Linked DNA regions of Homo sapiens: regions 2 and 3 are each linked to region 1. The links are chromatin contacts, found by Hi-C or POLR2A ChIA-PET in ENCODE. All regions are on one chromosome and are shown on one strand. Each heading gives the region's core, a stretch centred on a gene start or an enhancer-like site at or near the end of the contact. The rest is flanking DNA. Distances are from core to core; before and after follow the strand shown.

What was found. Hi-C counts contacts between places; a loop is a spot of excess contacts on that map. ChIA-PET counts read pairs that join two places held with the same protein, here RNA polymerase II (POLR2A). Pooled maps may share reads with other maps.
Region 2: a map of naive thymus-derived CD4-positive, alpha-beta T cell shows a loop between it and region 1 (28-fold over the local background). The contact joins two enhancer-like sites. A Hi-C loop is called at or near these places in 8 of 168 maps with a recorded cell type or tissue (A673, CD4-positive, alpha-beta T cell, CD8-positive, alpha-beta T cell and 4 more), 15 of 37 single-sample maps with no recorded cell type and 16 of 50 pooled maps.
Region 3: a loop to region 1 is called in a map of naive thymus-derived CD4-positive, alpha-beta T cell, with 31 times the contacts of the local background. The contact joins the promoter of GSTA5 here to the enhancer-like site in region 1. A Hi-C loop is called at or near these places in 7 of 168 maps with a recorded cell type or tissue (A673, CD4-positive, alpha-beta T cell, CD4-positive, alpha-beta memory T cell and 3 more), 4 of 37 single-sample maps with no recorded cell type and 13 of 50 pooled maps. POLR2A ChIA-PET finds 5 or more read pairs at or near these places in 1 of 52 experiments (activated T-cell).

Annotation. Positions count from the first base shown.
Region 1 is chr6:53,481,057-53,486,084 of GRCh38, reverse strand. All of the region lies in intron 3 of GCLC-AS1 (GCLC antisense RNA 1), which reads right to left. Among named protein-coding and RNA genes, the nearest start is that of GCLC-AS1, 52 kb to the right of the region's middle. Within about 2 kb of position 2,449, at least 6 of the 41 ENCODE cell types and tissues checked have a DNase peak (open chromatin) inside an H3K27ac peak, as active enhancers do.
Region 2 is chr6:52,722,615-52,727,642 of GRCh38, reverse strand. No RefSeq gene overlaps it. Among named protein-coding and RNA genes, the nearest start is that of GSTA2, 38 kb to the left of the region's middle. RefSeq lists a silencer at 2,988-3,037. Within about 2 kb of position 3,027, at least 17 of the 41 ENCODE cell types and tissues checked have a DNase peak (open chromatin) inside an H3K27ac peak, as active enhancers do.
Region 3 is chr6:52,837,814-52,842,841 of GRCh38, reverse strand. It overlaps GSTA5 (glutathione S-transferase alpha 5), which reads left to right and starts at 2,029. Exons shown (of 6, transcript NM_153699.3): 1 at 2,029-2,115. The coding sequence starts at 2,029.

The DNA of each region.
Region 1 (5,028 bases), core at 1,200-3,699:
AACTAAAGCATAATCAGGTTAAGCAACTTGCCCATTTTTTTTTTCAATCCAAGACAATCCTGATTTGGCTAATCTTGACTGATATTTTGGTGCTTATATATAAAGAGCTCTGGATTATTTGTCAAAAGTCTTGAGGGGGTGGGCACAGTGGCTCATGCCTGTAATCCCAGCACCTTAGGAGACCAAGGCGGGAGGATCACTTGAAGCCAGAAGTTTCAGACCAGCTTGGGCAATATAGTGAGATTCCTGTCTCTGCCCAAAAAAATAAAAATTAGCTGGGCACAGTGGTGTGTGAGTGTAGTCCCAGCTACTCAGGAGGCTGAGGCGGAAGGATTGTTTGAACCCAGGGCTTCAAGGTTACAGTGAGCTACAAATGTGCCATCGCACTCCAGCCCGGGCAATAGAGTTAGATCCTGTCTCAAAAAAAAAAAAAAAAGAAAAGAAAAGAAAACAAAAGTCTTGGGTTCTAGTCCCACTTTACTGCTGATTAACATTTTAACTTGAAGAGTGATTCAATCACTCGGTTGCCCCACTTGAAAAAAAAAAAAAGCTGGAGTACATATCTAGAATCCTTACCACACGAACATTCTATATTTTTGGTTCTTTGACTCTAAAATGGTCAGCTTAAAAGAGTGTTTTCCATCCCTCTTTTGGCTGTTAGAGCCATCCCTGGTGACTTTACCCCTTTCCCCTGAACCTTTCATATGTTTATTGAGCATCCACTCCAGTTGTGCACTGGTGTTTGTTTTCACGGGGTTACTGGTACCCTCCACCCTCACCCCTCTTTCTCCCTGCAGAAAGCTTTTCTAATACTTTCAGCCGTGGTCAATTTCAGGTGATAGCAATGGTAATCATTTATTGAGTACTTACCAAATGCTAGAGACTGACACAGGCTATGTCATTTTTTCAATACCAAGCCCTGTGAAATGGGTACTATCAGACCATTTTTACACCTGTGGCTTAGAAGACTTAAATGTCTAGTGTAAGGGCGGTTGTAGTGGTAGGCAGAGGCAGGTCTCAAACCCTCGCCTACCTAACTCAGACACACTTGGCAATACTATATATCTCTTTAAGCCTTTCAGAGGATATGTTTTAGGAGGTGGATTGTTCCATTTTATATATATATGAACATGATAGACAGACAGATAGATAGATAAATAGATAGAGATAATTTTAAACGTGCTCACTTTCATTTATGAAAATTTACATTTGATAACTAAAAGAGCCTTGCAATTCCAGCATCTCCCTCATGGTGGCAGTAGAAGACTAAGTCATGTACACGCAGCCTCCAGCACCAACAACTAACCCAGAAGAAACCTCCTTAATAAATCAGCTTTTGGTCAAGATTGGTGTTACGTAAAATGCAAAATTAGGACCCTCGGAAGGGGAAAAAAAGAGTCTCAAGTATCTAGGTTATTGACCCCAGAAACAAAAGAAATTTGACAAACTTGCAAAACAGAGACAACAACTTCCTATGGGGGAAAAAAAAACAAAGCAACTACTTGTTGCTGCCCACCCGTTTAGTAACTGGCCTTGGTAGTCTTCCAGCAGCAAGCACAATAGCCTTGTCCACAGATGCTTTTCCCATTTCCTCGGTCCCCTTGAAACCAAGCTTTTGAGAACAAATAGTTTATTTCTCCTTTCTTAATTTGCTCTGAAGGTTTTTAACACAGCGATAACTGGCATATAGAAATTTCACATATTTTTCTTGATCACTATGGCCTATCAACCCCCGCCTGATGATTAAATGAAGGACGATGTATCCAAGGTTCTTAAAGAACTTGGTTGCAACGAATGAACACAAAAAACACCAGACAATAAACATGTATTGAATTATATCTGGGTACAGTAGACACCATTGGGCAGACTTCAGAATTAGCCCCCGGAAGTTTTGCTTTTGCTTGACTCTTGGTCATAGCTGATTGGACTAGAAGTGAACACCTGACTCAGGAGGAGGAAGTTCATTGGCTGACCAGGAGCCAATTAGGGTCTCTCTCTTGAGAACTCTGACTAAGAGACAGAGATGCAGGTTATTTAGTCCAGTTGCGGGTGTAGCATTAGACAGATATAAAACCCAAGAACTCTTGGTACTGAGGCCTGGTTGTTCAACTTTCCTCGGATTTTAGGGGGTGACCAGGATCCCTCCCAGCAAAGTATCATTTTTGTTTAAGCTTAATTTCAGTGGGTTATGTTACATGCATTCTCCATCAAAGACTCCAAGCCCTGTGCAAAGTGCAGTGAGGGCATACAAAGAATTTATGACATTTCCCTGCTCTCCTGGGTATGGGTAATTTTCCTTGCTGTAGAGAGAACAGGGTCTCTGGAATTCAACCCACCTTTGTGACCCTGTGAATGTTCCTTTTTTTCTCTCTCAGAGATTCAACTTTGTTCTCAGTAACATGGAAATGATAGCATCTGCCTAACAGTCATTTTGAACAGGAAGCGTCCCTCTGGCCGGGTGCCTCGTGCATGGCAGATTATCAGTAAATGTCAGCCTCTGCACTGCTTTGCAAGTAGGTCCTTTGGCCGCTCTCAAATGCAAGTCACACAAAGATTGTGGGAGTTTTTTTTTTTTTTTTTTAAATAGAAAATACATCATTCCTATAGAGAAAAAAATACAGTCACATTTAATAATGGCTGTTTAGACAGGGACAGGTTCTCTCGAGCCTCTGGAGGTGGTGGAAAGTGGAGGTGGGTCACTGATCCCAAGAAATAAGCTACAGGACTGAGGCCAGTTTCTGGAGAGGGGATGGTCACTCCTATATTTAAGCCAATAGTGAAGGTTAAGTAGGAGAGTCCAGAGGGACCCTTGAGCCCACTTGCTTGACAATATTGGTGCAGGACAAGTCTAACCCTCCTAACTGGGCAGCTGCCCCCTCCCAATAGTGGTCTCTCTTATGGAGAAAATTTTTACCCGATCAACTTATTCTCGTGAAGCACAAGGGCCTGATATGAACACCCCTTCTGTAGGCATTTTCAAAGAACTTAGTGAGGGTAACAGAAAGAAAAACCTCTATGCATCGAACTTCAGGCACCATCGGAGAAATGTCTTTTCTTAGATTGGCTTTCAAAGTATCTTTAAATCACCCTATTACAAATGGGGTATTAAATAGCCTGCTCTGCCTAGAGAAAAGGTTCCCAAGATTCCTTGTAGCTGCTGGGAAGTTACTGAAATCCTCAGTGACGTGTTTTGAAAAAGTGTTGACAATACAGCGGAAAGTTGCATCTGGCAGCTAACAAATATTTCTTGAGGGTCCACTCGATGCCAGGGATTGTTGCCCTGAAAATGCAAGGCTACCAAAACAAGCAGTTCAGGCCCTCAAGAACCCTGAATGTTCATGAGTACCCACCAAGTGTCACATAGAGCTTATGTCTCAGATGTTTTTCACAGTCCACCCCCCCAGGATGCATTTCCAAATTCTGTGGAGAGCCTAGAACTGTTTCCTCAAAGCCCTTTAGAGCAGTGAGGCACCAATATCTCTCTTTATTACTCCTTTTTCTTTTCTTTCTTTCTTTTTTTGTTTTTGTTTTTTGTTTTGTTTTGTTTTTTTAGAGATGGAGTCTCACTGTATTGCTTAGGCTAGTCTCAAACTCCTGGGCTTAAGCAATCCTCCCATCTCAGCCTCCTGAGCAACTGGGACTACAGGAGAGCACCACCATGCCCAGCTTTATTACTTCTTTTTAAAAAATAAAACTTTTTTTTAAAAGCAGAGAACGTGCTCATTCATTCTGCAGCTGGATCTTGAATAACTTTTCCACTTTGAGAGTTCTGACCCCAAAAACATTGCTGTCACTTTCCAGGTGTTCTATCCTTCCTTGGACCCCATAGCCTGGCTGCCCAGGTCAGACAAGTATGGAACATTTGTTTGTGAGGACAGAGACAGCCACTGGCAACATACCGAGGTATTACAGAGACTTGCTGTGAAGCAAGGCCAACAAAACATCACTTACACAATCAAATAACAAAGAGGGGCATCTTTTTCAAAATTAAAGGTCTATGTGTAAATAAATTCTTTCTGAAAAATAAACAAGATATGAGATAAGGATCCAGGTTTGCTTTGGTATCACTATGGTTACTAGAATGATGTTCAAGACATTTTCACCATGTTCTCCTCCTTTTGAATGCACGCCACAAGTAAAGCATGCCTGAGTTTGGTCTAGAGAGCCTAGGGTGCATTCTCTTTCATGGATGTAGAAGGGATGCAGTTAGCACATTGCTAGTCTTAAAAACAAACAAAAATCCTAGGGAAGATCCTCTCCTTTACTGGCTCAAAAAAGCCCCTGGTAAGAAAAAGTTGTTATACTATTAATGACATGACTGTTTGGTATTGTAAATATCACTCTCAATCAACCAGTATTAGTGAGCACTTCTGAGCACACTCACCATAAGAAGTCATTTACCCGATGGTTATTGAAACTGTTCCATATGAAATTTTGAATTAGTTGCTCAATGTTCTCATTTTTGCCACAGTGTTTTTCTTGACCTAGAGACATACTCAGTTCTATTCCTCATAAGAACAAACTCTTAACTTTGTTCCTGTAACCTAGACTGAGGACTCAGAACTGACCTCGTTTCACTGCTGCATAATACCATATTTCCTGTTTGACAAAGATCCTACCTTGAGCTTGCAAAGACTCCCTGCTTCTTAAAACTGAAACTGGACCCCTTCCTTACACTTTATACAAAAATTAATTCAAGATAGATTAAAGACTTAAATGTAAGACCTAAAACCATAAAAACCCTGGAAGAAAACCTAGGCAATACCATTCAGGACATAGGCATGGGCAAAGACTTCATGACTAAAACACCAAAAGCAACGGCAACAAAAGCCAAAATTGATAAATGAGATCTAATTAAACTAAAGAGCTTCTGCACAGCAAAAGAAACTATCATCACAGTGAACAGGCAACCTACAGAATGGGAGAAAATTTTTGCAACCTACTCACTTGACAAAGGGCTAGTATCTAGAATCTACAAAGAACTGAAACAAATTTACAAGAAAAAAACCCCATCAAAAAGTGTGCAAA
Region 2 (5,028 bases), core at 1,778-4,277, 760 kb after region 1:
TTATTATTATTATCATCCTGAAGTGAACCTTGTAAGATTTACCTCACAATGGTTGCTGCTGGGAATACAAGATGAATAAGGTATAATAATCCTAGCCTTTGAGGGGTGCATAATTAACCCCAAGGAAAAAGATTTGCATATAAAGAATTACGAGTCAATATGTAAATTTGTATTAAAGAAGTTCCTGCAGGTGGCAAAATGACCACTCAAAAAGAGTGGCTGAAGAGGCCAGGTGCAGTCGCTCATGCCTGTAATCCCAGCACTTTGGGAGGCTGAGGCGAGTGAATAAGTTGAGGTTAGGAGTTTGAGATCAGCCTGACCAACGAGGCAAAACCCTGTCTCTACTAAAAATACAAAAATTACCCGGCATGGTGCCGCACACCTCTAGTCTCAGCTATTCTGGAGGCGGAGGCAAGAGAATCGCTTGAGCCAGGAGGTGGAGGTTGCAATGAACCAAGATTGTGCCACTGCACTCCAGCGTGGGTGACAGAGCGAGACTCCATCTCAAAAAAAACCAACCAAACAAACAAAAAGAGTGGCTGAAGAAAGTTTAATGAAATACCTATTGTATTAGTCTGACCTCATGCTGCTACGAAGAAATACCCAAGACTAGGTAATTTATAAAGGAAAGAGGTTTAATTGACTCACAGTTTCACATGGCTGGACAGGCCTCAGGAAACTTACAATCACGGTAGAAGGCACCTCTTTACGGGCAGCAAGGGAGAGAATGAATGCCCAGAGAATGGGGAAGCCCCTTATAAAACCATCAGGTCTTGTGAGAACTAACTCACTATCATAACAGAATGGGGGAAACTGCCCCCATGATCCAATTATCTCCACATGGTCCCTCCCATGACACATGCGGATTATGAGAACTACAAGTCAAGCTGAGAATTCGGTGGGGACACAGCCAAACCATATCACCTATTTACAAACTGGGGAAGGGTTAAACTACTACAACGGATGATGAAGCACTCTGGGGCTCTCCTTTCCCTGGCCTTCATTGAGACAAGAGCAGAAAGCAGTTCAGGGATCTAGGAAAACACTGAGAGTCACAGCTGCAGGAAAAGTCTGCACCAACAGGAGCTGATGGCTTTCATAGAGAGAGATCCACTGTCAACCTAAGTAGCCCTGAAGACACGGTCAGTTTATAAATGACTGGACATTATGACAATAATTTATTACTGATTTGCTATAAAGTGTTATCCATTTTATGCTATATATAGTTTAGCATAGCTAGAAAATAAAGGGAAATTTATTTTTAATTTTGGGTATATATACAGATTTATATATTATATTTACCATACCAGATGTTAAACATTCTGACTATCACTCCTGGGTAGTCTGTGACATAAAAGTATGAAGATTTTTGTTAAGAAGTAATTAACATTTGGTATTTAATACTTACACCATCCGCCATTTTAATAGTGAGTTTATATATATATGTGTGTGTGTGTGTGTATAACTGAAGTGGATATTAATTTCTCTGCACTGGGGGAATTGGGTCAATATTTGAGCCATTAGGTATACTGACTTGCCAGTTTTCTGGGATATTCTTGAAGAACAAATATGTTTTAGCAACATTCTGCCAATTAGAGCTGCTTAGATGAGGCAGCTGTGAGTCAGCACAAATTTAATCTGTGTTGACTTTGCTCTGCCTTGCCTCCTACCTTTCTCCAATCTTTACTCACCTTCCCTCTGCACACAGCAGCTGTTTCAATATATTTGTCCTTTGAAACTTTGAATACAGTTGCAACATTCTAAGTCAACAGGGCAGCTAAGTATACCTAGCAGAAAAATTAGACTTTAACCTCAGAAATTGACAAAATCTTCTCAAGGATTATGGTTCCAATAAATACTGTTTAAAGTATTTTATTCATAGTTCTATTCAATAAAAGTTTATAGAGCACCTACTTTGTTCCCTGAATTGTTTTAGGCACAGAGAATGCCAGGAAAGACTAAGTCCTGAATGACAGGAACCAGAAGATCCAGTGAGCGAGGGTCTTAGTCAGAGGGAACAATGAGACAGGGTGTTGGTCAGGAACAAGTTGGGTGTGTTTTAGGTACACTAGTGTTGTGGGAGCAAGGCGAGGAAGTATTGAAAGATGAGGCCAGCATGGGTGTATTAGTTATCAATTGTTATATACCAACTCACCCCGAAGTTTAGGGACTTAAAGCAATAAATATTTATTATCTCACACAATTTCTGAAGGTCAGGAATCTGGGAGCAGCTTAGCCGGGTGGTTCTGAATCAGCATTTCTCAGGACGCTGCAATCAAGTCACTAACAGGCTGTGTCAGCTGAGGGCTTGACTGGGATCTGTTTCCATGATGGCTCACTCACATGGCTGTTGGCAGAGGCCTCAGTTCCTCTCTGAAAGTTGGCAATACATCTCACTTCTTTGGCATGCCTGCTTCTGTGTAGGACTGCTTGAGTGTCCTCAGGACATGGCAGCTAACTTCCCCTGGAGTATGTAAGCAAGAGGGAAACTACAATGTCTTTTATGACCTAGTATTGGAAGTTACACCTCTGATGATAGAGAAGGGCTGAGGACATCGCCTCGGGGGAGATAGCAGTTGGAGAAGAGAAGGCTGGGTGGAGCCAGCGAAGGCGTCTGAAGAGGAGGGGTCAGTGAAGTAGAAGGAAGTCCAAGAAAGTGTGGCATCATGAGGCCAACAGTCCGGCAAGAGGATGGAAGAGTGGACATTGAATTTGGTACCACGGAGGCTACTGCTGACCCGAGGAGAGAAGATGGGGACACAAGCCTGACTGGAGTGGGTTGAGGAGAAAATGGGACGTGAGGTAGAGGAGACAGCAGCTACCGGCAGCCGTTTTGAGAAATTTTGCTCCGAAAAAGGGCATATGGTTGGGACAGTAGACTTTCTCAGTGATCTAAAAGAGGAAGGGAAGGTTGAGTAGGCTGAGCTCAGTTTCATTTGCAATTGTGGAAAGTCACCTAAGAGTGGCTGAGTCTGTGCACTGAACTCTTTACAGCCACCAGGGAGGTCCCTTGGCTCTGGGCAGTGCGCCATCTGGTGCTCAGTCATGGAGTCAGCGTTAGACTGACACAGTAGGTTGGGCAATCCCTTTGCTGGAACAGAGACTTTTTTTCTCATAAATTTTAAATCCAAGTTGGAGTAAATTGCCAAAAGAACAACTAAAAAATGCTGACTGAAAGGCAGAGGTGCAAAGTTCTCCTCACTTCCTTTTAACCCCTTCCAATTTATTCCATTTTGTCTTTCTTATTCCCTCATCCTCTTCACCTTAATCCATGAGTCTCTCTGTATTTCCTTTTCCACTGTCCATTTCTATGACGCAGAATCTAACGATGCAGCTACAAGCCAAGAAACACCAAAGATTGCTGGCAGCCACCAGAAACCAAGAGAGAGGCTGGGAACAGATTCTCCCTTAGAGCTTCCAGAAAGAACCAGCTTTGCTGACCTCTGGATTCTGGACTTCTAGCCTCTAGACATGTGCAAGAATAATTTCTGCTGTCTAAGCCACCTAGTTTGTGGTAATTTGTTAGAGTGGCCACAGGAAAAGAATTCAACTACTTTGCAATAAAAAAAGGAATGAATACATAAAAAAGCACAGATGAATTTTGAAATAATTGTGCTGTGTGAAAGACACCAAACAAACAAAATACCTGCTGTATGCTTCTAATTATATAAACTTCTAGAAAATGCAAACTAACTCATTGTGACAAAAAGCAGATGAGTGGTATGGGGCCAGGCAGAAGAAAGGGATTTCCAAAGGGCATGAGGATGTGAATAAGTTCAGTATCATGATTATGATGATAGTCTCATAGGTGTATATGTGTGTTAAAACTTATCCAATTGAGGCTGGGTGTGGTGGCTCACTCCTGTAATCCTAGCACTTTGGGAAGCCAAAGCAGACGGATCACTTGAGGCCAGGAGTTCAAGACCAGCCTGGCCAACATGGTAAAACCCCATTTCTACTAAAAATACAAAAATTAGCTGGGTGTGGTGGCACACTCCTGTAGTCCCAGCTACTTGGGAGGCTGAGGCATGAGAATCACTTGGACTCAGGAGGTGGAGGTTGTAGTGAGCTGAGGTCACACCACTGCATTCCAGCCTGGAGGCAACAGAGCGAGTCTCGTCTCAAAAACAAAAACAAAACTGAAAAACTTATCCAGTTGTACACTTAACTCTGTACACTTTGTTTTTTTTTTGAGACAGTGTCTCGCTCTTGTCGCCCAGACTGGAGTGCAGTGGCCTGATCTCAGCTCACTGCAACCTCCTTCTCCCAGGTTCAAGTGATTCTCCTGCCTCAGCCTCCCAAGTAGCTGGGATTACAGGCGCCCACCACCACGCCCAGCTAATTTTTTGTATTTTTAGTAGAGATGGGGTTTTGCCATGTTGGCCAGGCTGGTCTCAATATTTCATATATATATAATATATTGCATATAATACATTATATAAAATACACATATATTTTAAAGTATCAATTATATCCCCTAATACAGTAATAAAACCAATAGATGCAAATAAACAATCACAAATCTATTATGTACATAAGCAAGCTGTACAATCCTTCTGCTCTCCAGCTGGTCTCTTCAGCTGCCTCTGTCCTTTGGAAGGCTTCCTTCTGCTTAGAAACAGGCCCAGGCCTCCACTGTCCTAACCTTCTTAGCCATGCACCCACACTCCTCAGAAGAAACCAAGAAACACTCCACAACAAATTTTTAAAGTTCTTTATCCTTGGCTAGTTTTCCCTTTTGCTATTTCCTTCTTTCTTTTCACGTCCAAAACTTGAGTAGTCTGCATTCTAGCTCTACTTCCTCTCTCAAAGTCTTGAATTTTAAATTCTTTTTTTTTTTTCCTTTGAGATGGAGTCTCGCTCTGTCGCCCAGGCTGGAGTGCAGTGGCACAATCTCGGCTCACTGCAAGCTCCGCCTCCCAGGTTCTCGCCACTCTCCTGCCTCAGCCTCCCGGGTACCTGGGACTACAGGCGCCCGCTACCACGCCCGGCTAATTTTTTGTATTTTTAGTAGAGACGGGGTTTCAC
Region 3 (5,028 bases), core at 780-3,279, 640 kb after region 1:
AAACCAGCATGGCATGTGCATACCTATGTAACAAACCTGCATGTTTTGCACATGTACCCCAGAATTTAAAGTATAAAAAAAAGATTTTGATGTCTAAATTTAAGTCATACATACTTTTGTAGAAGTACATTAGTTGACGGCGGGTGCAGTGGCTCACGCCTGTAATTCCAGCACTTTGGAAGGCTGAGGCAAGTGGATCTCCTGAGGTCAGGTGTTTGAGACCAGCCTGGCCAACATGCTGAAGCCCTGTCTCTACAAAAAATACAAAATTAGCCAGGTGTGGTGGCATGTGCTGGTAATCCAAGCTACTTGGGAGGCTGAGGCAGGAGAATCACTTGAAACTGGGAGGCTAAAGTTGCATGAGCTGAGATTGCACCATAGCACTCTAGCCTGGGAAAAAAACAGTAAAACTCCATCTCAAAAAAAAAAAAAAAAGAAATACATTAGTTGTTAAAGGCAAGTATATTTTTCTTCTAAACTCAACAACCACAAAACTTTGCAAGAAGAATCTTAATGTTTAATCACAGAGCTGGGGGTTTGGAGAGAATATGCAACTGTTCCTAAGTCCTGGCACTGGAACTCCTGCTTTCAATGAGTCCTGTGTCCTTCCATTCACATTCATGATACAATTAGTTGCATCTGTCCTTGCAGCCATTGGTTTTCATTCTCTGATACTCTGCTATGTTCCACCTCCCAAACAGCCTGGGATAGAGCAAGGGCTATCAAACTTCACTGATGAGCCCAGTCAATTTCTCTCTAACCATTTACAACAAGCAGGTGAGCGTGCACACATGCAAACATCCATACACACAATATACAAATAACTGAAACTAACAACTCATGAAACATTACTTACCCTTCAACATGTCATGCTCACTGATATTTTTATTCTTTTCTATTTTATTTTAAAAAGTACTGGGGTTTCACAATCTACTGAAAGATTACCATGCATATTTGAGAAACATTAACATAGAAAATAAGACTCAGTCTTTAGTTTTTAATAGCAGTGAGTCTGCATCCCAGATCCACCACTTAATCTGGGTAAGTTACTTTAAAAACCTCAGTATCCTCAACTGTAAAATGAGAATAGCAACAGCCTTTCACCTTAGGTGATTTTTGTAGGACAAAATGAGAGAAGTTTAGAAGAATGGCCAGTGTATGACTGACGTTGAACAAATGCTAGCTCCTTCCATATCCTGCAAAGTTAATGCAGCAACATCTCTTTTGCCAGGTTATAAAACAAAATGCCCCCCACAGAGTTAAAATATAGAACACCAAAAGAAGCAAGGTATTAGCATTCTCTGTTGAAAGACTTTGGATCTTCTAGCTACAGTAAAACAAGTCTGAAGCCTAATTTCTGGTTTTGATCAAATGCAGTCTCACAGCCAGAGAGCTGAAGAGTGACTTAGCTCCCTGCCGGTCCTCCCTGTCAGTGACATCCTCTGGTTTCACAACCAGTTCATGGGTTCCCAGGGCCTTCACCCAGATGTCTTCCAGGCGTGACTTCATTTTAGTCCTTGGTGTAGATATTCATGTCCATCACCAACCAGAGTGTGACTGTGAACATTGTATTTCTCTGATGTTCGATTTCATTAACTAAAAATTGGAGAAAACAACCATTTAATGAGACTATAAGGAGGGTTAAAGATATAAAATATTGAAAGGGACTAGCATTGAGGAAGGATCATGAGGAAGTTTTCAATAAATATTAGTTCTTGAATTCTTCCCCTTCCATTAACTCCTGTACATGTATTATTACCACATACTCTCACCTCTTAGGCTGCCAAGAAAAGTCACAGGTAAACAATGAAGACTTGAGACTGGTTTGAGGGTGGCCACTGCTGGGTAACAATTTGAGCCAAGAAAACATTCCAGGAACTCCTTCAACCCAGTCATGAAGAAGGCAGGTTCTTCTTCAGCATTGTTTGTGGTTTTCAACCACACATCCTAAAGTACATTTTTGATTCTATCGTTTCAATTATTCATTCATTCATTCAGGCTTAGAGAAACCTCCAGGAGACTGCTATCATGGCAGAGAAGCCCAAGCTCCACTACTCCAATGCACGGGGCAGTATGGAGTCCATTCGGTGGCTCCTGGCTGCAGCTGGAGTAGAGGTAGGTTCTGAGTAAGGTCATCTTAAGTTGGATTTAAAATTGCGTTATCACATACTTTTCCCACAGAAACTATGCAATGATTACTTACTGAAGCATTGTGCCTTAAATAAAAATGGACTGTAATTAAGAAAAAGATGAATAGATTTGACCTAAAAATTGTTAAAATTTCTTCTTATCTAAGAGCATACATATTAAAATACAATTAAGAAACTAATCAAAAAGTGTAGAACTTAAGTGGATTAGAATTTAAACAAACTGTAAAAAATAATTTATGGCATTAGAAACTTGGATATTGACTGAATATTTGATGACATGAAATAATTATTGTTAATATTTCATGTGTGATAATGTACTATGGTTATCTTTAGAACAGTTTATGTGTTTTAGGAAAACACATTGAAGTATTTAAGGATTAATCATATGGATCTGGGATTTCTTTGGAATTATTACAAAAGGAGAAGTAGGTGGGCATAAATATAACTTCACATTGGTTTTGGTTGATAATTATTGATTCTAGGTGAGAAATATAAGGAGAATTTTTATGCTTTTCTGTTTATTTTTATTCATGTTCATAATTTCCACAACAAAAAAATGAAAATACGTAATATTTAAAAATGGCTGTAGTTAGAGGTAAAATGCAAACTATAAATGAGAGGTGTAAGGGAGTGGATTGTAACAAACTACCTATTAAAGATTGACTACATTCACAGCAATTATTTGTTGAGCACTTATTAATTCCAGGTTCTGTACTAGGTCATGGAGATAGACAGTGAACAAGACAGACACAGTCCCTGCCCTGGGGCGGCCTACATGTCTATGAGGATGCAGACAAGTAAACACGTGGTTAAAATGAGGCGTGGAGGCTTCTAGAACACCCAAGCATTCCCCAGTGTTACCAGGTCATCCTCCCAGTGTTTGAGTAGGAAATGCCTGGAGGTGTCTGTGGGACTCCGCTGAGTGCTGCCCTCTAGAGGTGTCACTGAGAAAAACACTTCCCAGTCCAGACCAGAGTCCTTCAGCGACTGCCTGAGGGTTTTCCTGGGAAGTGAGTCATGGACAAACTCAGGAGATCTTGTCCCTCGGGTGGCAGCAGAAAAGGGGGGTTTCAGGTGAGGTGGCGTCCTGTGAAGGGAACTTCTAGCGCGCCCCTTCAGCCTCACAGCGCCGTGTGGACCTGAGCCTCGGAACGGTACTTTGTGCGTTGCTTCACGAAGGCTTGGGACTTTAGCCTCACCCTTTCTCAGTTCTATGAAGAAATAAGCACATAAGAAATCCAAACACTATCATTCTAGGTTGTTTCCTTTGTACAAATGAATACCCTGTTTCACTGTCACGCAGACATCAGCTCTGCAGCTCAGGGATGTGTTCAGAGCCCGGGTAGGAAGAGTTCAGCAGGAGGGAGGGAGGGGCAAGGCTGGGAGGAACCCAGGTTCCCAGGTCTCCATCCAGCCTGACTGAAGGCGGGGGCAGGGCTGACTGCAGACCTTGCTCAGGCTTCTGGGGTCTCAGCGCCCTAAGGCTGATGATCACAACCCAGTCCTCACATCCCACTTGCCAACCCCACCCCACCTTGTCTACCCTCCTTCCTGGACCACCCACCGTTCCTTAGGTTTGTCCTGAACTGGATGCCTTATTAATTGCTGGCACACACCCCCATGACCTCTAGATCCTGGTCCTGTGTGATCATAGATCCACAACAAATTCTGTTCCATGGAGCAAGCCAGAAACCCCCAAATTCCTGATCTTTCACCATAAAGAACTCCATTAAAGTATAATTAGCCACTGGAAACACCGCTACTATTTATTACTTGATGTATGTGGGTCAGGCCCTGTATCATGCATTTTGAAACATTACAAAATTCCATTTAAGAAAATATTATATTCCCATTTTGCAGATTAAGAATCTAAGGCTTGAAGATTTTAAGCAATAATTCCTAGATCACACAGCTATTTTGAGGCAGAGTCAAGATTGGAACCAGATCATAACAACATTGAAATCCAGAAAACCTTGATAACTTTTGCTTAGACTTTTGGTTTGATAGATTCTGCCTATTTAAGTCAACTGCATCATTATGTAATAACTGAATTTCATATCTGTATTAAATACCTGCAACCACTCATAGCTTCTGGTCAGATTGAGACAGCCTTGTTGCTGGCTGCTATTTCCACCAAAGTGACTTGTCTCAGGATGAGGTGGAATTTACTCCAATGTTTAAGTTACTGGATGTAGATCAAGAACTAAGTATAGTTTCAAAATTCTAAACATAACTTATATTTAACGAGCAGTTACTATACACCTGCTACTTTTCTAAGTGCTTTGCATGACCTTGTAATTTAATCTTGATATCAGCCTATACCATAGGTGCCGTAAGTATACCCATTTCATAGATTAGCATACTCAGACACAGAGAGTTTCGGTAACATGTCCAAAGTCAAGAAGACAGTACATGAAAATGGTGATATTGAACCCACAAAACCACATCAGAAACCAGAGGTTTTCATGAAAAATAATGTTAGTGTGGGACTCTAATTCCTTTATTAAATTGAGAATTTTACCCTATTGGGTCCCATGTACTTCAGAAGAGAAAATTATAGTTGCAAGTGTGAAAGCTGTGCAACAGCTGCAACTTATTTCACCCTTAGCAGGGTTCCTGAAAAGTGGGGTGATATAAATTATAGCAGAGGCTCCTTGGTGGCAGAATATTTGATGGCCATTAGCCCATGGCATACCCCACACTGGGGACACACAAGGTTGTGGTCTGATCTCTCCTGGAGACACGGGCTTTACTAAGATATGACAACACCATAACTAGGAGAACTGCTCAGTGCCTTCTTTCCAGTGATGTCCCCTCTCAAAATATGACCTAATCATAGACATTCATCAGAACAGGGTGGCAGTGAACTAAAAGATTG